Regions from separate parts of the Homo sapiens genome. Here region 2 is linked to region 1. Evidence: chromatin loops called from intact Hi-C (ENCODE). Cell type or tissue: tibial artery. All regions are shown on one strand. Links, peaks and the distances in the headings refer to the core of each region. The heading gives the core; the rest is flanking DNA. Region 1 overlaps STARD13 (StAR related lipid transfer domain containing 13). Region 2 overlaps STARD13 (StAR related lipid transfer domain containing 13).

Region 1 (8,979 bases), core at 3,980-8,979:
CTTTTATTTACATCCTAAAGAGTATGTCATTAATTATCCACTTCATTATCTCACTTATGTCCTAACACAATAATGAAATCAGCAAATTGAGAGTATTTGAGATTAACAATCTCAAAATAGCAAAACAAAATGAAACAAAAAAAACCCTTGTTTACTAAATTCTAGGTTTTAAAAATTATCTTTGGTATAATGGCTTCTATTAGCACAATCCAGACACCACCAAACTACCTGTTAAATCTGCCAGAAAGCCCCGCGTTCCTAGGCTTGCAAAGAAAATGGGTGGGAAGTAGTTCACAGCAACGCTCTTAAGTGCTTGTGTAGGAGAGTGGAGGAGTACCACTAATGCTGATGTCATTGTCGTTTCTGAAATTCCTGCCCTGATCACTCTCCCATCTGGGCTACTTTTCTAATCTGGAATTTTCTCTCCCTTCTTTCTCTCACTACCCAGACACCTGACCCCCAAGGAATCATTGAGTCACTTCCTGTCCTCTAACCTTGTGGCTTAACTTCCGTTTCTGTTTAAGAGCATTGACCTGGGGGATGTGAAGAGAATGACAGAGGGAGAGGGTTGCCGGGAAGGCAGGGAAAGAGGGGGAAGGGTCCCGCTCTATCGGGGTCAGACAAGGAGTTGCTGAGAACTGCCCACTTTTGATTTTTTTGAGATAATCATTGCTGTCACAGTCATGATCTGAATTGTGCATTAGTTAATACTTGATTTACCTCCAGAATCTGCTCATGGACTTTCTACTGCTTATCTGCAACTTCAGAAAGGGTGGAGAGTGAAAGAAATAAAAAGCAAATTCATCAGTCTTACATTTATGAAAAGTCTGATTGGGCAAACCTGAGACCTGTTCAGAAGAAAGGGCTTGGAAGGGCATGCATTTTACTGAGACTTCTATCTTTATTTGTCACTAACCATTCATTCATTAAATGTAGTGCATGAGTCTTAGCTTTCCAGATCAGTTTTTAATAAAAGGATATTTTTACTATGGTAAAAAAAAAATTAAATGAAGCATCTTTTTTTTAAAAGAAAAAAATTTATTTATTTATTTTGTTTGTGAGATGGTCTTGATCTGTCACCCAGGCTGGACTGCAGTGGCATGATCTCAGCTCACTGTAACCTCCGCCTCCCAGGTTCAAATGATTCTCGTGCCTCAGCCTCTCAAGTAGCTGGGATTACAGACCTGTGCCACCACACCCAGCTAATTTTTGTATTTTTTAGTAGAGACAGGGTTTTGCTATGTTGGCTAGCCTGGTCTCAAACTCCTGACCTCAAGTGATCTGCCCACCTCGGCCCTCCCAAAGTGCTGGGATTATAGACATGAGCCACTGCGCCCAACCTAAACGAAGCATCTTTAAATAATGTTGTGGCAAAACCCGGCTGACTATGGGATAGACCTTTGAGTGGACTCTGATTCTAGCCTTCCTGGTTGCTGGGCCATGGGAAAGAGCACTGGCCAAAGGCAGGTGGGTGAATCTGCCATGTGACCTGCCACCGGCTCTCCTTCTTTAGCCACAGCAGATGTTCCAGTGCCCAGGTGACCTAGAAGCTTCATGTGGAGGTGATGGAACTTCAGTAGGCCTGGAAGTGATGCAGTATCTTCTGCCCTCAATGTGAGTAGGAAACAAACATTTAGTTGGTTACCATGATAAACACTTTAGGGACAGGAACCTCAACCTTCTTTAACCCCCAGTGGCCACATATGCCTGGAAAACAGTAGGTGTATGGCCTATATTTATGGGAATAGTGAACATTGAATGAGTCATACAACAAAAATTAAAATGGACACAGAGAGTTAATTCTGAGAAAAATTTCTGGTTATGATCTGCTGCTACACACACACACCCACCCACCCACATGCACACATACTCAACTTCACTGTAAATATCACTCACAAACTCTTTTGTCTTTTATGTCCATTTTTGTTTTCATGGAAACCATCCAACTTTCAATACTCACCACACTAAGATAGTGAAACAGCTTCTTTTGAAGAGGATTCAATTTTCTCCCCGAAATAACTATTTCAATTGACTGAATAGGTTTGTTTCACTGTTCGTCACTTCTAGAAAATGAAATGCATTGAAAAAGCAGTTTGGAGTGATCTAGACTTTAATATCAGATCCTCTGAGCAGGTACTGACCAGATGGGTACAATTTCCTGGCTCTGTGCTTTCTTCATAAAGAATCTGTCAGATTAGTTGGTGAAAATGACAAACGAAAAGACACTTTGCCTTAATAACAAAACCCATGAAATCCCTTAGACTTTTGTAATTATTTTCCGGCTAACTTTGCTTTCTAGGCTTAAGCTGTGAAGTGACATTTGGTGTTTCCTTTTTAAACTAATTGTTATTGCTTATTAGAGCAGACATTTAGTGTCTGTCAGGTATAAGTCAATGACTCTCACACTTTGTATTTATGCTTTTCTTTTGTCATTTAGAAATGTTTTATTTTGTTTCTTTTAATTGCTTAAAAGTAGTGTCATGAATAGCTCGATGCTTCATATAAAACCATAAGGAAGAACTACAAACAAAGCTTTTTTTATTACTTTAATATTTTTTGAGAGGTGATAGAAAGCATGTTTATAATTTGGTTAGAATCTCCAAAGTGGCTGTATCTTTTAAAACTAGTATTTAATGGCTAGATATAACCAACTTTCAGTTATAAGAAAGAAGGAAAGGAGGAAGTGGGAATGGCAGGAAGGAAGTCAGGAAAAGAAGCAGGAGGGCAGGAAGGGAACGACAAACCAGAGAGTCCCTTCCCTTTCCTCCTGCTTTCCCTCCTTCCTCCTTTCGGAGGAAGGAGGGAAAGCAGGAGGAAAGGGAAGGGACTCTCTGGTTTGTCGTCCTTTCAAAATTCCTAAACAAATTCAGTCCTTCCGATGGCACTTTCATAGGCTAGCAGGAGTACTTCTGGACACTTCTAGCTGGTCATCTTGCTGCTGTGTATGAACCTCCCTCCCACAAAGAAGGAACCTGTTTGTGTGCCCTTCCTGTTCTATATGGGTGCCCTTGCTGTGGGACAGGGCCCAGTTCACAGCTATTTCGCTAATCAGAAACTTCAACGCCTTTCTCAATTTCATCTAAGTACAGTTTTCTGCTTGACTCAGTTACTCTCTCATGTACAAAATGGTCCTCTGCCCCGTGTCCTCCCTGTGTTCATCCTTGCCCGGGTGATCCCAGTTTCTAGCAGGAGTTCAGCAGAAGTCACTGATTGAAATGTACCACCTGAAACAGCATCTTACTTTCAACTGCAACCCACTCTAAGCCATTTTATATACTATTGTAAAAATGATGATCCCAAACTTAACTCTAGATTTATGTTATTTTAAAATTTAGCTTCCTGATCCCCTTTTGGGACAAAACAACTTTCTCATTATACTAGATACCCTATAATCACCCAGGAAGTTCACATTAATTGATGACTAAATATTTGGCTAAAGGTCTATCATGGCTAGTGAATACCAATTTGGGCTTTATTTTACCCTAAATCTGGTTTAGTTAAAAATATTTTAAGGATAGGCTGGGTGTGATGGCTCATGCCTGTAATCCCAGCACTTTGGAAGGCCAATGAGGAAGGGTCACTTAAGGCCAGGAGTTCAAGAACACAATGAAACTCTGTCTCTACAAAAAAAAATGAAAAGAATTTAGCCCGGATGTGGCTTCAGTTACTTGGGAGGCTGAAGTGGGAGGATTGTTTGAGCCCGGGAGGTAGAGGCTGCAGTAAGCTATGATCCTATCACTGTACTCCAGCCAGGGTCACAGAGAAAGACCCTGTCTCAAAAAAAATAATAAAATATATTTTAAGGATTTCCTGAGCCAGGCATGAAAACAAAACCCCAAGGGTTTTTAAGCATGTGGTTCTTAACACCACCACCATGAGAGATGAAAAATAAATGATGTACTGTTGGAATACTGCACCCATTTCGTTTTCTTTTCTTTTCTTTTCTTTTTTTTTTTTTTTTGAGACCAAGTCTCACTCTATTGCCTAGGCTGGAGTGCAATGGCACAATCTTGGCTCACTGCAACCTCCGCCTCCAGGGTTCAAGCGATTCTTCTGCCTCAGCTTCCTGAGTTGCTGGGATTACAGGCACATACCACCACGCCTGGCTAATTTTTGTATTTTAGCAGAGATGGAGTTTTACCATGTTGGCCAGGCTAGTCTCGAACTCCTGACCTTGTGATCCACCGGCCTTGGCCTCCCAAAGTGCTGGGATTACAGGCATGAGCCACCGTACCCGGCCACTACACCCGTTTATTAAAGTACTGAATATAAATTACACAGTCTTAAAAATACCAGCATTCAAAAAAAACCCAAAATATCAGCTTTCAAAAATACAAAAACAAAATACCAAGTATTACTGCAATGCCTTATTATACTCATTTCCAAAAAGATGTTGGGATTTTGTAAACAATTTACAAGGTATGTTTATTTTAATAAGTTACGACATAAACAATTACTAAAGTAAGGTCATGTCAAAAACTATATACGCGGTTTTCAGCTTTTTAAGTGTATTTTTCTTTGGGAAGCTTTTATGATTGGCCCACTATGGATTATTAGATGGTAAGTTAACTAACTTCTGAATGCTTTTAATTTAATTTTTAAAAAACGATTTAATACTTGGCTGGTCACAGACCCCATCTATTATTGTTACTGAAAGGTTAATTAACAACGTGGCTAGCTACTTGTATGACCTTGGGCACAAAACTTTACCCTATCTGATTTTAATCTTCTCACCAGTAAAATGAGGGCTCTTTTAGAGTCTTGTAATGCTTTTAATGCTCTACAATCCTGTGATTTCTAAGATGAAATGTTGTGTTGAAGTCGGTGACATTAATGTCTCTTTGGAAAAATGTAATGGGACTCCAGAGAAGGTCAACCACATGCCGATGTCCTGGCTATGTGATTATAGACAAAAGCCACACCCAGGCTAACTGAATCCAGAAAAATCCACATGAACATTGTAGGAAAGTTAAGATTGCCCTTGCACTTGGTTGCTAGGAAAGCATGGTTGATGAGCTCTAATCCAAATGGTTTATAAATTTCATACTGTGGTCTCTGACACAGCTAGCTAAACATCCAAGACCACAGCCTCAGCAATGTCTTTGTCCCTGACATCAACCTCAACTGATTGTTCATTTTCAATTTTATTCTTAAAGGTAACATGTTGATTTCTCCCTGTTTTGTAATCCAATTCTAATAAAAATGAGAAGGCAGGCAGGATTCTGATATTGGGAGATAAATAAAACTGCATTTTGCAAGGCAGTCAGTTATTGTAAGACAGTTATTAAAACAGCTGGAGAAATGGCCTCAGACTGCAGCCAGCCTGCAAATCAGCCGGGCAATCTGGCCCTTGGTGCACATGGCCTTGGATGGTATTCTCTGAAATCAGGTTACAGGAGTCTGTGAGCTGGAGTCTCTGTTTTTTGGCAGTTCCCACAGCAATTAACCCGGTGTTAGGCACACAGTGGCATGGTAAAACTTGTTGGCAATTCATGAAATAGTTACTATTGAAAAAACAAAAGAACATTTCTAGAGCTTCTTGCATTTTGTAGTTTGGAGATAAACATTGGCTTTAATTGCAGTACTTACTAAACAGGGAATATGCTACTTAGAAGCTAAAACAGTACATCGACAACTTTCCTTCTCTTATTCCTTAATTAATTAATCATAATCATCCACAGTTGTTACTGGAATATGTTGAATTTGTGGAATTTGTGAGAATGTTGCAGGTTTCTTAATGCATATTCAGGAGTATTTGCCCTGATATAAGTTGTACGAGGAAAGTTTATAGGACCTGTGAAAGCCATTCAATTGTTTTTCTAATTCTCATATGCATATGCCATTCAAATATTCTGCTTAAAGGTATCTGCATTGTTATTGTTGATATCAGGTGTCAGATGTGATGCTAAATGCTTTATGTGCAATGGCTCACTTAATCCTCACAAGAGCTTTTAAAAAGGTATTACCATTCCCAGTGGGACGCAGTGGCTCATGCCTGTAATCTCAGCAATTTGGGAGGCCAAGGTGGGCGGATCACCTGAGGTCGGGAGTTCAAGACCAACCTGACTAAAATGGAGAAACGCCATCTCTACTAAAAATACAAAATTAGCTGGGTGTGGTGGTGCACGCCTGTAATCCCAGCTACTTGGGAGGCTGAGGCAGGACGATTGCTTGAACCCAGGAGGCAGAGGTTGCAGTGAGCCGAGATTGCACCACTGCACTCCAGCGTGGGCAAAAAGAGCGAAACTCTGTCTCAAAAAAAAAAGGTATTACCATTCCCATCTTATGGAGGAAGAAGCTAGGATCAGGGAGGTTCAATGAGGTGCCCAAGGTCACAAATGGGATGCTATAACTCATACCACAGCTTTTGCTCAAATTCTAGCCCTCATTCATAACTAAATGGGAATAAGTGGATGAGAAAATGGCAAAGCTTTTAAAACATCTTTTTAAAAGAAGGAGGGTATAAATTATAAATAAAAATGCAACTGAAGAAAGGACAAACAATTCCTCACATAATTTCTTCATTTATTTATTCATACTTTAATCAGCCACTAAATACACATGTTCACCACAGCAGCATGTAGTATGAGGAGTAAGAAAAGAGATCATCTATACAGCAGGGCTTAATGAAAATGAAAGTTGTTAGTGATTAGAAGGAGAAGGAAAAGTTGAACCATCAAAGATCTTGACGCCTTGCAGAAGGTTCTAGGTGGGAACATTATTTCCAGTCAGAATGGTCTTTAAGAGCTTTTTAAGAGGTGAGAAACAGTAACAATGAAAACGTCACATAATAGTTTGTTGTTGGACAAACACGCAGACAGAACACAACTCGAGGCTCTTTACTGTATTATCTCTCACCCTCATGACACTCAGGTAGACATTACTGTTGCCATTTTGGAGATGAGCAACTAGAAGCTTAGAACACAACCAGCGACAAACCAGTCGGAAAGCGTGAACACAACCAGCGACAGTGTCAGGATTCAAACCCAGACATACAGAAGCCCAATGCCTCCCACCTTTCCTCAAAGCCATGCTGCTCAGAGCTGACTTCCTGTGGTGTTTTTGTTGGCTGTGACATGGTATTTGAAGCAGGAAAACAAAACAAAACAAAAAAGATCTTAACTTGGAGGACAGGAGAGAGAAACTGTAGAGATCAGTAAAATAAATGAGGAGGTTTATCCAGTCATCTGTACTATTAATTGAATTTAGCTCTCTACTAGCTAAGTGCTACACGGCTCCATGGTGATTATCAAGGTAGTCAGGATTTCAAATGGTGCTGATAACTAAGTGTAATAGGATTATGCATTTTTTTTCTTTTAGAGTTGAAACAAAAAAAGGCCCTTTAAGCTGAGGTTTTCAGGTTGTTTTTTTCCTGTTACAAACTAGTCCAGAATGATCCCAGAGACCTCAAGGAGTGTTAGAGCTTATTTCACTTATATAGGGAAAAAGAAAGACAGAGTATTTGCTAGGTAGATGCATACTCTTCTAGCTCTTCTTGCCTCAATCTGGACTTAGATTCAATGGACTAAACTTAGCAGAAAAGTCACACGGAGAAGGCAATGAACACAGCACATGCCTAATACCATATTTTTATTTGATGATATTTGAACCATAAATATACTTCACTTCAAAAAAACCTTAAAAATTGTGTATTAAATGAATTTTGGTAAATAATTTAAGTAAGGAGAGATGGTTAATATTCATTATGGAAACATTCTGCTATGAAATTCAGTTTACTAAGAGGATTAATGTTTTCATTAAAAAAATATTTTGACTGAATCTTAAAAAAAAATCCCTGATTTACATTATCTTGTAAATGTACATTCTTTCATGGTAAGAATATTTTTAAAAGGTTAATCAGCATTTGTTTTTGATTTAAAAGTAAGTTTATACTTAAACATCATATTTTAAGGTATTTAGTGCAGAATGAAATTACTTTAATATAAACTAGATGTAATTTGTCATGTTTTTTAATAGAAAACTTTTCAATACTATAATGCTTTGCTTGTATTGGGCAGAATATAAAACAAATTCAAAGCAGTGAAGAATTGGGAGGAAAAGAAAAATGATTCTCAACCCTCAAATATGGGCTTCTTTGGAGAAAGTGAAAATGGATTTTTAAAAAATCAGAAACGAACAACTCACTGTTTTTTTGAAAGGAGATTATATATGCTGTTAGTCATTTTTTAAAATGACCACAGCTACCATAGAGACTTTGATTTATTTACATTTTCCTGGGCCTGCAGCCCCCTCTTGTATAAACATATACACATACCAATATGTTATGTGAACAGCAATCTTGCAGTGACTTCAAGGAAAAAGTTGTTTTTGTAAAAGAACTCATATTTTCCCATGCTACTTCACTTCTTGTGCAAGAACTTTTATGAGATTCTAGTGAACTGTGTTTTATTTATTTTCCTTTGTTCTTTCCCTCTTACTGGAAGAAAACATTATCTGGATGTAATCATGTTCAATGAGAATACATTCTGACTCAGGAGATGATTTAAATCAATGACCAACAATTAAAATGCCTAATCTGCCACTACTTTGGATATGGCAATTTAATTTTACTAGGTCAACACATTCATTTATTTTAATGCAATATATATTCCCCCACAGGAAGGAACACTATTTCAGTAATCCCCTGTTACTGACATCTTTGCAGATTTAGCCACTCTCTCTGTAACTCAACCAACTAAAGTTGAAGTTTTGTAGCGGGAAAAATACAAAGTGAACATCTCTAGGCTACTTCATCAAAGTCCCCGGGGACCACATTTTTCTCTCAGGAGACTGTCCTGTAATTCACTGAATCATTGCTTGTATTCTCACTATCAGTAAGCCTGTGTGGTGTTCCAGCCACCTGGAGCTGACAAATATTTTTCTATGTGAAGGATACCATAGCAACCAGATTTGCCGCATGGACAGAAACCAGCCATAACGATGCTGCAATTTTAGCCAGGAAGCCGACACGTAGCACCC
Region 2 (13,256 bases), core at 3,423-8,422, 54 kb before region 1:
AAGCAAACAAACAAAAACCAAAGCAATAGAAAGCAAAATGCAACAGAGAAAAAAAACGACCAGTCTTCTTTGGCACCCTGTGCCTACAACGATCATGGTATGTTCCAAAGGGTATTGAAATGGTTGTGTCTGTTTCTTTCACTAATGATGGATATTTCAAACTATTTGATAGTGACACACAACAAAAAATGTATTTTCCATCACAACTCAGGGCATGCATACAGACTATACTAAAGCAAAAAAAAAAAAAATTTATGCTTAAGTAATTATCCTTGTTTGTTTGTATTCTGATACTTTTTAATCTAGTTTAGCCTATTTTATTTTTTTAAATGTTGTTTGTGATCCACCAAATTCACTTGACAACCTACCAAGGGGCCATGATCTGCAGTATGAAAAACACATTGCAGTAGAGTTTAAGGTTTTTTTACGCACTTGGGACCCAGCAGAGCATCAGGCACATTTCAGACTCTCCAGTGGTATTTATGGAAGTGTACTGATTGTTTAAAAGAGATTATCAGATTTCATCTGTTTGATAATTTTTGAGGTTAACAATGAATAGTTTGTGATTATTTAGAAATGTAAAATGGAAATCTCTAGGAGTCAGATGTGTTTATAAAGAAAAGGATACATCAAACTAACTTTATTCTCCTGTCTCAGAAACCATGGACGTACCAGGGACATGGAGCATCAGAATTTCAGCAACACAACTGAAAATAGGTTCCCACGTTGTGGACAATATGGCTCACTAGCTAGATGCTACACAACGGGGTCCAATCTTTTGGCTTCCTTGGGCCATATTGGAAGAAGAAGAATTGTCTTGGGCCACACATAAAACACACTAACACTAATGATAGTTGATGAGCTTTAAAAAATGGCCAAAAAAACTCATAATGTTTTAAGAAAGTTTATGAATTTGTGTTGGGGCACATCCAAAGCTGTCCTGGGCCACATATAGCCCGTGAGCCATGGGTTGGACAAGCTTGCTACAGAGAGTTTTGTCAGTAACTGGTTGAGTAACTCCTCTAAAGCGTGTGACTAAAAGACTGTAAATAACTGAAGGAAGCATGTCTCAAGGTTATGATCATTTTAAGAGTAACTTGAATGGGCCGGAACTCCTGTTTTTAAACTGTAAAGATGGTATTAGGCTATTTGCTAAGGGTTCTTTGAGACTCAGTTTTCAGAGTTAGAAAATGAAAACAATAATAACACATGTCTAGCATGATTTATCAACAGAACCAAATGGGACTATATGTGAAAATACCATATAAACCCTAAAGTGGTAGATGAAACTAGTTATTGTTGTTAGAGAATAGCAATATTGAGAAGTGTGTAGAGCTTAACAGAAGTGAAGGATGACCTGTTAATAAGATAAAATTTCATAAAAGTAAAATATAATGACTCTAACTTCAAAAATCAATTACAGGATCTTCAGGATAAAACGAACATAGTTCAACAGCCCTTCCTGCTATTAATAGTCTTGAGAGTTCTGGCAGATGTAAGCTTAATGTGACTTAACCATGTAATATGGCTACTGAACAAAGACACCAACCTTAGGATGCATGACCAGAGCATAGATCCCAAGACTCAAAAGGTCAGTGCCCATTGCATTCTGCACTGGTCACATATATCAGGAACAATGGGTTCTTTCTAAGCGCTCCACATTTTAAGGGGTACATTTCTAGAGAAGAGTAATCAGAATGGCCAAGGATCTAAGAACCACAACCTCCTGGGGTGGACAATTGAAAGAACTAATAGCTTGATTTAGAAATGAGGAACTCTAGACAGTGCTACTCAGAGTGTGGTCAGGGGGCTGCCAGTCCCCAAACTTGCTCTTTAATGAGGTAGATACAGAAATTGAGAGTAAGAAGTAAAACCATTTGTCACCATTTGAAAAGTCTGTGCTATCTGAGCTCACAATCAGTGGATTTGTCTTACTGAACAGGGTAAAGACCAGTCTGGGTGTAGTCAAATTCAAACGGTGAGTCCTATGAGTGACAGCTGCATGGTACTGGTGTGTGGTCAATCTGATTTACAACAAGTGCCAATTCAAGGTTAGTTTGCTTACCATAAACCAAAGTGTATAATGTACAGAATCCACTGTTTCACAGGTAATTTACATTTATAACTTTATAATTATAAGAATTGGCTAGAGATGAAGAACTGAAGATGAATTTTGGAAATATAGCATCACTTACCTCATTTTGAATAAAAGGTGAATGGAATACCCTAAAGTAGTAAGTGAAAAGGAATACCCTAAACTTTTAACTTGCCTTAAAAAACCTTTCTTCACTGGTTTCCCTACGATGACTGGTACTCAAACAAAAGAATTTTAGATATACATTATTACCCATGAGTAACATTGTTATCAATCCCACTTAACTTAGATAACAAAGAAGAAACTTGTTGTCACATTAAAAATCTTATGGCCAGGCATAGTGGCTCATGCCTGTAATCCCAGCACTTTGGAAGGCCGAGGCGAACAGATCACCTGAGATCAGAAGTTTGAGACCAGCCTGACCAACATGGTGAAACCCATCACTACTAAAAATACAGAAATTAGCCTGGTATGGTGGTGCATGCCTGTAGTCACAGCTACTCGGGAGGCTGAGGCAGGAGATCGCTTGAACCCCAGAGGCAGAGGTTGCAGTGAGCTGAGTTTGCGCCACTGCACTGTAGCCTGGGTGATGAAGTGAGACTCTACCTCAAAAAAAAAAAATTATATATATCTTATACATTTGCAGTCAAAGTGCTTGTTCAAAGTGTGCATATAGGCATTTAATTTGAGGGATTTCTCTTTTAAAGTAAACTTTTTGTTCAGTTATGACAGATGAACAACAAAAATGGTATGAGCACAATTGTGATTCTTTGTATTAATCACATATACGCACACTTTCAATAAAAATCTGAACAGTTTTTGTAATTCTTTTCTATTGATAGAAGCAGGAGGCAGTCAAATGCCTAGGCAAATAGGGGCAGCTTCCTGGTGAAACCCCACCCTCAAGCCAAAGACAGTTTGAAGGCTGAAAGTCAAGCTACAAACCCACAGACTGGATTGAGAACCTCTCTTCCCATTTGGCATGTTTTCCTCTGATTGATCCTCACCCTTCCTCTATTTTACATATACCTACCTTTCCCTAATTGGTTTTTTACACTGTCTTGCCCACCTTTGATTGGTGTCTTTCTTTTAGCTTTTTTGCACACTCATAAACCAATCAGCAGGCACTCCCCCATTCTGAGCCTATAAAAGCCCAGACCCAGCCACACTAGGGGAGAAAACCACCCAACTTCGGGACCACCCTTGCATCCCCTCTCCACTGAGAGCTGCTGTGTCGCTCAATAAAAATTCTTCTCCACCCTCCTCACCCTTTAATTGTCAGTGTAACCTCATTCTTCTTTGATGTGGGACAAGAACCTGGGACCTACTGAACAGTGGGGTCGAAAGGGGTTGTAAGCTGCAGCCCTCCTTTTGCTGGCGCCAAGAAGCAGCAGCAGGGCTGGGTCAGCCAGGGAGCCACAGGCCACAGAGCAGGGTGACAGGAACAAAGAAGCAGGGGCCCCTGCCAGGCACAGAAGTTTCTGGCTGATGAAGTGGGGTTGAGAAAAATCCTGCATCATTATTTCCTGTTATATTTGTTTTGATTATATTTATCAGTACTCACCTTTGTGTCAGTTGAGCCTAACAATAAAACATTAAGCCTTGTATTTTCTATAATTTGTTAAAATTAATATTTCTAATAATTCATTTGTATTGAATTTTACAAAAGTATCTTAGTCTGTGGCAGACTGGAAAAAAATAAAATAAGAAAATCAGTCACTCACCACTGACAGTTGAGAAACTGTTCTAGATTGAGCAAAGGTCTGCAAGTGTTTTCTGTATAGGGCCATATCATAAAAATTTTAGGTGTATGCACCATAAGGTCTCTCTCTCTCACCTACTCAGCTCTGCCATTGTTGTGAAATGAATGGGCGTAGCTATTGATCCAATAAAACTTTATTTATGAAAGCAGGAGCAGCAGTGTGCTGATTCCCTGTTCTGGAGGACAGAGCTAAAGGGCTTCTGAGTGAATGGGGAAATCCATATTCTGTGCTTCACCAGGGAAAAAAGCTAGGTTCAGGTGGGCCAGATTAGAAGGAATCAGCTCCTAGCTTATCATATGGAAGGCCTTTCTAGTCTGTAGAATAAAATAAATTGCCTTGCCATGTGAAGAGCTCGTCATGTTGAGAAGCTTATAATAAACAGTGGCTCAGCAAATTGTGAGGGAGAGGGATGCACTAAGAAGCAAATCCTGCAGTGAGTGAGTGGGAGGTTGGAAAATAAGACCAAAGATCCTTCCAACTCAAATACCCTACAGTTTTAGGACATTCGCATGTAATTATTTGCAATTCAAGGCTGTTAATACTCTCCAGCCAAGTGAATGATGGACTTTCTCTCATCTGACTGCTCTTTGGAGTTGCCAGGAGGTGTCTCATTTGGTGGGAGATGCGGGGGTGTGCAAGGGAGTGGGAAGTAGGGGTGGGTGGGGGGCCAGGCCCCTTGTCAACAGCTGCAGTGCCTCTGAAATGCCGACGGCATCCAGGCCAGGAGGTGCTGGCTGCAAGGTGGCAATTAGTCATGGTTTCTGTGTTGCTTTCCACCTTTGGTCATTATTTCAGAGAGCCTTATTAAAATTATAAGTTCAACCAGAACCTTCTTTGGAAGCTGCTCTTTCTCTCTTGAGACATATTCCTAGGTAAGAGGAAAGGTAAGAGTCCCATGTGGATATGTGTCCTTCTCTTTCCTCATTTAATAAACAGCCTAATTGGAGTCTTCAGTCTCTGGCTTTTACTTTGAATAGAAGCTGAATCACATAAACACTTTAATCAGGGGATTTCAATGTCATCATGGAGCAAGCGCGAATTTTGTAGGTAATAATGAGGAAGAAACATTTTCCCGAGAAAAGCTACTTTGTGTGTGCCTTGGTGTTTTTAATTTAGATGAGTCTCCACTGTTTGGCTTTTTTTTTTTTTTTTTTTCTAAAAATGAGAACATTCTTCACTGAAATTATATATTCCTCAGAGACAGATGCCAACCAGACATTCCATAAAGAAGGGCTTTTTTCAAAAGACGGAATTTGGCCATATCTTTACACTGGAAACAGGAACCCACACGAATCCACAGCTGCAAAAGGCAACGCATCCATAGTCACATAGAAATTTAGACGTTAACTGGAGCTACGTGGCCGGGCCTGCCTGTTTGGAAGCAGGAATGGGCCGCTGGGAATGCCGCGGGAGTGGAGAGCCCGAGCTGCAGGCGGCAGAAGTGCTGGTGTCCTGTCTCCTGAAATGCTCTTGGCTGGGTTGTTAGTCTTCCAGTGAGGCGTGCAGCTAAGCTCGAGAATACTCCTCCACCTGACTCTTACAGAGGCAGGGAAGGTCATCTCGAATCCTTAAAGGGTCCCTTTTCTCTTCTGCAAAACAGTTAGAAACTGTATTGTGGGAGGGTAGCGGTGTTGTCATTTCTCCCAGTGCTTTGGAAGTGGCATTTCATGTATAAGAAAGGTGTATGGCTAACCAGGCATGAAAAAGCCTTCATCACCATCATCACCTATTTGTGGACTTTTCACATTCTTCCTTGTGTCAGCCCACCAAAATCTACAGGATTAAACACAATTGCCATGAAGACAATAAATAAATTGTGGACTTTAGTACAGATGGCAAGAACCATGCCTCTTATAAAAACAATATACACAGTGAATTGAGTGTATTGCTGAGGAAACATGAGACCCTTGCAGGTGTCAGGCCAAGGGCTAGAGGCTCACCCAGACTCCAGTTTGTCTCTGAATATCTCTGAAAGGTGAGGAGGATCAGTCCAGTGCCAGATTACCCAGATTCAAGTACTGCCTCTGCTATTTCTGTGTGGCTTTGGGCAAGTGCCAAGCCCTTCAATTTATGCAACTGTGACATGGAGTTAAGGACAAGGAATAGTGCCTGGTGGGGAGGAAGCCCTGTGTCAGCTTTTGCTATCCCTACAAACTGCTGAGCCAGCACCTGCAACCCTTTCATAGGTCCGGCAGTCCCAAGGCACAATGATTGTGACCCCAGACAGTTTAGCTACTTGGGGATGACTTTCTGCAGAATTAAATAAGTCTGGGATTCTGCAGATTGGAGGTGGGGATTCTATTTCTATTTCTTGGATGGCTTAACATGGGGACTTACCTAGAGGAAATCCCGCTGCCTTATTTTTCTTCCAAATAAATAAATACTGAAGTTGGCTGGAGCTTTTCACGGGGTGCTCGATTCTCAAGTCTCCTTTTCTATTTGTGATCATTTGGCCTAGTCTTAGCTCCTATTCATTTTTTTTTCTATTTTTTCACAGTAAAATAAGGGATTAAATAAAGTCTATGGCTTGTGTAAGAGGAAGATCACAGAAACGGGTGTCACAACAGTGTCTCCTAAGTGGTTGCTTCAATCTGGCCATGGATTCTGGTCATTATTGAGATTCATAAGTAGGTGGAGACCACATGTCAGCATTATTTATTTGAAAATTCAGGCCATAACTCTCCAATTTACAACATGAAAAGCAATATTTTATTCAAGTGCATGCATTCTGAGGCCTATAGCTAAGCAGGGGCTTTAAGGGCGTGTGCCACTAGATGCGATATAAAGACTACATTAAGGTCAGAATACCGAAGTGACCAATTTACAGAGGAGCTTTTGTGGAGGTAACGCACAAAGAGCCAAACAAATGTTATTCAAGCCCATCTCGCCTCTGGGTTTTGAAAAGCTGGTGACAGGGTAAAAATCCAATCACTCCACTGTGTGGAAACAACTCATGTCATTAGTTTTTTGGCATTTTCTTTTGTGATGCAGTGCAGCTAATGGTCGGTATAGGCAGCTGTATAGACCAGCCATTTGAGGAGCCACACTTTAGACACACAGGCATGGCTGTGTTCAGTTTAATAGGAACCATGTGTTCCAATCAAAACAACATCTGACCCTCATGCTTCAAATAGTGTGTATGCTTCTCAAGGGGTCTATTCAGTCAGACAGCTGTTGGGAGGTTTATTCCCACATTTTAAATTTGTCTTTGGCCTGGACAAACTGCTCATGTTTTAATATTTCTCTGGATATTGTTTTTCACTGTTTTACCTCCTCAGCTTAAAGCTTTGGTTCCCAGCTCAAATCCCAAATTGTTTTTAAGGTGAGGTCCACTAAAATTCATTTGATCTTCTTTTTTTTTGGTGTTATTTTACAGCAGAAATTCAGATTAAAGTTATTTTCAAAGATTAGGTTACTAAGGGGTAACTTAAAATCCTTTGGCTTTAATGATTTCTCTGTGTAGACCAGGATAAAAACACTTTCTTTTCTTTCTTTTTTTTTTTTTTGAGGCGGAGTCTCTCTCTGTCAGGCTGGAGTGCAGTGGCACAATCTCAGCTCACTGCAACCTCCGCCTCCCGGGTTCAAGTGATTCTCCTGCCTCAGCCTCCCGATTAGCTGGGACTACAGGCGTGTGCCACCATGCCCAGCTAATTTTCATATTTTTAGTAGAGACGGGTTTCACCATGTGGGTCAGGCTGGTCTCTAACTCCTGACCTCAGATGATCCACCTGTCTTGGGCTCCCAAATTGCTGGGATTACAGGTGTGAGCCACCGCAACTGGCCAAGAACACTTTCTTTTGATTCAAAGATTTTTTTCTCTGATCCTTCAAAATATATGGAGGCTTGAGTTGCTACGTAGTAGAGATGTTAAATGAAAAAAGTAGTTAAGGACCCTAATTCTGAATTTCCTAAAAAGAATCAATTCAGTGAAAAAGAGAGGCTGTACAGCACTTTGGCTAGGAGCCTTGGTTTTGGAATCAGACACCTCCGAGGTAGAAACCCTGCTCCGCCGCTAGCTGCAAGATCGTGGGCAATGACCTAGCCTGTTCAAGATTTACCTTCCTTATAGAGAAAACAGAGAAGCCTCATCTCAGCGGATTAAATGAGATAATGTGTGGTAAGTACATAATCTAGTTCCTAGAAAACAGTACATATTCAATAAAGTACAGCTTTATTTCAAAACTCAAATCTCTAGTCTTATCCATAAAGAGGAAGCAGCACATGGCAAGTCCTGTGATGGGGAGGGAGCTTAGTGACTTTTCGGACTGAACCGAATTCCTTGTGGCTAGAGACAAGTACACAGTGGGGAGAATGGTGAAAGATGAGCCAGAGTTCAGGATCTTGTCACACCGTCCCTGGGCCCCCTCATACATTATCAGCTGAATCTGCCTGATAGTGGGGGCATCTTGACACATGCATGAAATAAAACACTACTGGAAAAAATGAGCCAGAAGTCACTCGCCATGGACCCCCAGATCCTTTCTGAACTTTTAATCTACTCACTGCTGTGAAGCATTTGAGTCTAATAAGGGGTTGACATTTACAACGGACACTTCTGAAAGATCACCATAAAGCACCGAGATATTTTACATCTTTACGCAAACCCTCTAATAAAAAAAGAAAGCAAAATGAAAGGTAAAACAAATAGATTTCAGTCTTAGTTTATAATAGACTTATTTAGGTGGTTATGATGAAATGGGACATGGAGAATACACATGGATGGTCAGGCATTTCAAAATTTTGCTTAGGTTCACGTTGCTTTTTTGTTTTTGGAGACAGGGTGTCACTGTGTCACCCAGGTTGAAGTGCAGTGGCATGATCATGGCTCACTGCAGCCTCAACCTTCTGGGTTCAAGCAATGCCCCCAACTCAGCCTCTCGATAGCTGGGACTACAGGCACAAGCCACTGTGCCCAGCTAATTTATTATTATTATTTTTTTGTAGACACAAGGGTCTCACTATGTTGCTCAGATTGATCTCAAACTCCTGGCATTCACTGGCATAGCCACATTCTTATTAAGGTGTGGGCACCTACCTTTTTCCTTTGGAAGTTCACATCAAGTTTCATTGAGGCACACTTGTTCAACGTATTTAGTCGTCTAAAAGGAAAGAAAAATGTGATGATTACTTTCACTAATGAATTTAAATCTCTCCAGTTTGATAATCCTCCTTTATTTCCAGTAAAGTTGAAACTGCAGGAACAACCAATTATGTCCCAAGACAGTACTGCACCCACAGAAGGTATGCTATATAGTAGTTCCCATTTGTGCTCCAGCCTCCTGACCTGAGAGGACTCTACCACTAAGCCTACCAATCCCTGCCTTTTCCCTAATCTAAACCCAGCCCTTTTCTGGCTTCTCTTTCCACTGTTCTTGGAATCCATGGCTGATCATTTTAGCCATACTTTCACTATCTCCTCCAATCGTTTGCCACCTTGACCTTGCATCAAGTCTATCCCGTTAACCTCTAAATATGGATCAACACAACCGTGTATCTTCTCTCCTGATCTCAGGTGGTTGGGTATAGGTAGAAAATAACTCACATCACAGTGCTGAATTATACATGCTATAGGCTAACTATGCCGCTCCAGAACACATACGTTGAAGCCCTCCATTCACATATGTGAATGTCCAACGTGATTGATTTGGAGTAAAGAAGTGATTAAGGGTAAAGGGGTCTACCAGGGAGGAGCTCTGATCCCAGAGGATTAGTGTCCTTGTAAGAAGAGATACCAGAGAGCTCCCTCTCTCTCTCTGCATGTGAGGACACAGTGAGAAGGCAGACATCTACAGGTCACAGGACCCTTACCAGGAGCCAAACCCTGCCAGCACCTTGATCTTGAACTTTCCAGCCTCCAGAACCGTGAGAAAATAAATTTCTGTTGTTTAAGCCACTCGGTCATGGTGTTCCATCATGGCAGCCTGTGCTAATAAATACATTTTGATTTTCACCCTCAGCTGGACTCTCAAAGATGTTACCCAGCATTTCTTTCATTTCGTTGGGATTACAGGCATGAGCCACTGTGCCCAGCCCCTCTTTCTGACTTCTATCATCCGTAGATTAGTTTTGCTTCTTCTTGGTCATTGTGTAAGTAGAATTATATAGTATGTATTTTTTGAGTGACTGTTTTTTCATTCAACACAACGTTTGTGAGATTGACTCATGTTGTTGAGTATACCAATAATCATTCAGCTTAGTTCCTGAGTATGAAGACACACAATTGGGTTACCTATTCTCTTGCTGATGGACATTTGAGCTGTTTCCAGTCGTTTCTTTTGTTTGTTTGTTTGTTTTTTGAGACGGAGTCTCACTCTGTTGCTCAGGCTGGAGTGCAGTTTCGCAATCTCCGGCTCACTGCAAACTCTGCCTCCCAGGCTCGAGCAATTCTCCTGCCTCAGCCTCCTGAGTAGCTGGGACTACAGGTGCACACCACCACACAGGCTAATTTTTGTATTTTTAATAGAGATGGGGTTTCACCATGTTGGCCAGGATGGTCTCGATCTCCTGACCTCGTGATCCACCCACCTCAGCCTCCCAAAGTGCTGGGATTACAGGCGTGAGCCACCGCGCCCAGCTTGTTTCCAGTTTTGACCAATGAATTTCTAACCATTGAATTCAATGGCTTCTTTTTAGCAAAGACCTATTAATAGCAATAGTCACAAATTAGTACCCATCATTCCTTGAAATTCTTTTCATCCTTGACATTCAAGATTATGAATTATCTCATCTCTCTGGACACCATCTCCTTCCTGCCACGAAGCAGTACTTGCCCTTTAACTATTAATTTTTTTGTTAGAATTCAGACTGAGGTCCATCCCTTTTTACTCTCCATGGCCTTACTGAAGAATCTTAACATAAATTAGACTCAAGTGATACCCAGTCCTCTGTCTCCAGCCCAGGCATCTCATCTGAGGCCAGAGTCACATTCTGCATTCTCTTCAAAACCTGTTTCTCCTACGTACTGTCTTGTCTTGACTAAGAGCATCACCAATGGGCCATCCAAACTAGAAAATAATGTCATCTTGAGGCTCTACTCCTTCACAATCTACATTCGTTGATCACCAAATCCTGTCAATTATACCTCTATGATGTCTTTGAAGTCTTGCCTCTCCTTTGGCCCTAATTCAGTCTCCTGTCGTTGTTTATCAAGAGTCAGGCATCAGCCTCCTAATTGGTTTCACTACCACTTCTAAAACTTTACACTGAAACCAGTTCTATTTCTCAACTTTTTCTCACGTCGCTCACCGACTGAAATACGTTTAATGACTCTCCTCATTTTCAACCACCTCCAATGTACCCTCTGACTACGCATTCATTAGTGTCAGATATAGCAGGCAATGCTGAGTTGGAAGCTGATCATCTCATCTGAGACCATCTTTGGCAGGCTCTCAGCCTGTCTCTTTGGTCTGTTCCACGTGTGTTAGCATGTCTACCTAAGAGTGGGTGTGAAGTGAAAAAAAATGGTGGATATTGCACATTTGGTGGCTCTGTAACAGGTTTGTTTAGGGGAGGATTGCCTGTTATTTATAAAATGAACTTATCTAGTGAACTTGTTCTTCCATTAGGGTTTGGAAGCACAAACAAAACACTCCATTCTGCTTTTCTGTGGAAAAGCTTTTGATCTACGACACACACACAAGACATCAAAGGAATCATCTTCTATATACCACAGACTCGAATATGCTTTATACTTTCTGACACATGCAGGAAGTTTATTTATTATTTTCTAAAGCTGAAGACTCTAAGTAGATTTGACTTTATAGCTCTGGGTCCTTTTATTGCCCCTAAACTCAGATGTTTGCCTGTACCTTACAAATTGCTTCTCTACTTGGAAAAAGCAGTTGCAAAACATGTATTTGATAAAGGACTCATATACAGAACACCTAAAGAATTCTTAAACTCAGTAACAAGTCAAACAACCTGATTTTCAAATGGGCAGAATATTCAAACAGATACTTCTAAGAGAAGACATGAAAGGATGTTCAATATCATCAGTCATGAAAGAAATGCAAATTAAAATCATAACGAGACACCACTACACAACAGAATACCTAAAGTAAAAACGCTGACAACATTAAGTATTAGCAAGGATTCAGAACTACTGAAACTTCCAAAGCGTACAGTCTCTTTGGAAAACAGTTTGGCAGTCTCTTATGAAATTAGATATATTTTTAGTACTTGATCTAGCAATTCCACTCTCAGCTACTTATGCAAGATAAAAGAAATCACATGTCCACAAAAAGATTTATACTTTTTATAATTTTTTTTTTGCTGTAAAAAGATTTGTACTTGAATGTTCATAGCAGCTTTAATCATAAGATAGCCAAAAAGTAGAAATGGCCCAAATGTCCATCAGCTGGTAAATGGATATAAAAATTGTGGTATATCCATACAATGGAATACTCAACAATTCAAGGCACTAACTATTGATACATACAACACTATACATGAATCTCAGAGTCATTATGCTAAGTAAAAGAACCCAGACACAAAGAGCATACACTACAGGATTCCACTCATCAAAAAAATTTCAGGCAAGGCAAAACTGTAGTGACAGGAAACAGATGAGTGGTTGCCAAATGCTGGCACTGGGGGACTTTTTGAGGTCACAAAAATGTTCTGTGTCACGGCTGGGCATGGTGGCTCATGCCTGTCATCCCAGAACTTTGGGAGGCCAAGGTGGGCAGATCGCTTGAGCCCAGGAGTTTGAGACCAGCCTGGGCAACATGGAGAGGCCCTGTCGCTACAAAAAAAATATATAAAAATTAAGCCGGGTGTGGTGGCTTATGCCTGTAATCCCAGCACTTTGGGAGGTGAAGGCAGGTGGATCACCTGAGGTGAGGAGTTCAAGACCAGCCTGACCAACATGGTAAAACCCCATTTCTACTAAAAATGCAAAATTAGCCAGGCGTGGTGGCACATGCCTGTAATCCCAGCTACTCAGGAGGCTGAGGCAGGAGAATTGCTTGAACCCGGGAGGCGGAGGTTGCAGCGAGCCGAGATTGCACCATTGCACCCCAGCCTGGGTGACAGAGTGAAACTCCATCTCAAAAAAAAAAATTAGCTGGGCATGGTGGCACGTGCCTGTAGTCCTAGCTACACAGGAGGCTGAAGTGAGAGGATCACTTGAGCCTGGGAGGTCAAGGCTGCAGTGAGCTGAGACCACGCCACTGCACTCCAGCCTGGGTGACATAGTAGGACCCTGTAGCTGAAAAAATAAAGTTTTATGTCACGATTGTGGTGATAGTTACATAGCTGTACATTTCACAAAATTAATCAAATTGTATGCTTTGGTGATTTTTTGGAATATAAATTATATTTAAATAAAGCTGAATAAAAAATAATGCAAGTGAGTGACATCAGTGAAAAAGGTTAAGTGAAAACCTCCAAAACCCCAC

What was found. Peaks named below come from ENCODE experiments on the same cell type or tissue, not always from the same donor. Only the 100,000 strongest peaks of a DNase experiment are listed, where the experiment ranks them.
Region 2: a loop joins it to region 1, with 4 times the contacts of the local background. A loop is called at or near these places in 9 of 110 quality-filtered maps.

The regions. Positions count from the first base shown.
Region 1 is chr13:33,186,644-33,195,622 of GRCh38, forward strand. The region is part of intron 1 of STARD13 (StAR related lipid transfer domain containing 13); the gene reads right to left. Among named protein-coding and RNA genes, the nearest start is that of STARD13-AS, 86 kb to the right of the region's middle. RefSeq lists enhancers at 1-470, 1,564-1,713. In tibial artery, for the core only: no CTCF peak of the experiment used is centred there; no DNase peak of the experiment used is centred there; H3K4me3 peaks cover 326 bases; H3K27ac peaks cover 3,411 bases.
Region 2 is chr13:33,133,417-33,146,672 of GRCh38, forward strand. It overlaps STARD13 (StAR related lipid transfer domain containing 13), which reads right to left. Exons shown (of 14, transcript NM_178006.4): 4 at 8,894-8,957. Among named protein-coding and RNA genes, the nearest start is that of KL, 120 kb to the left of the region's middle. In tibial artery, for the core only: no CTCF peak of the experiment used is centred there; DNase peaks (open chromatin) are centred at 5,256 and 5,935; H3K27ac peaks cover 2,243 bases.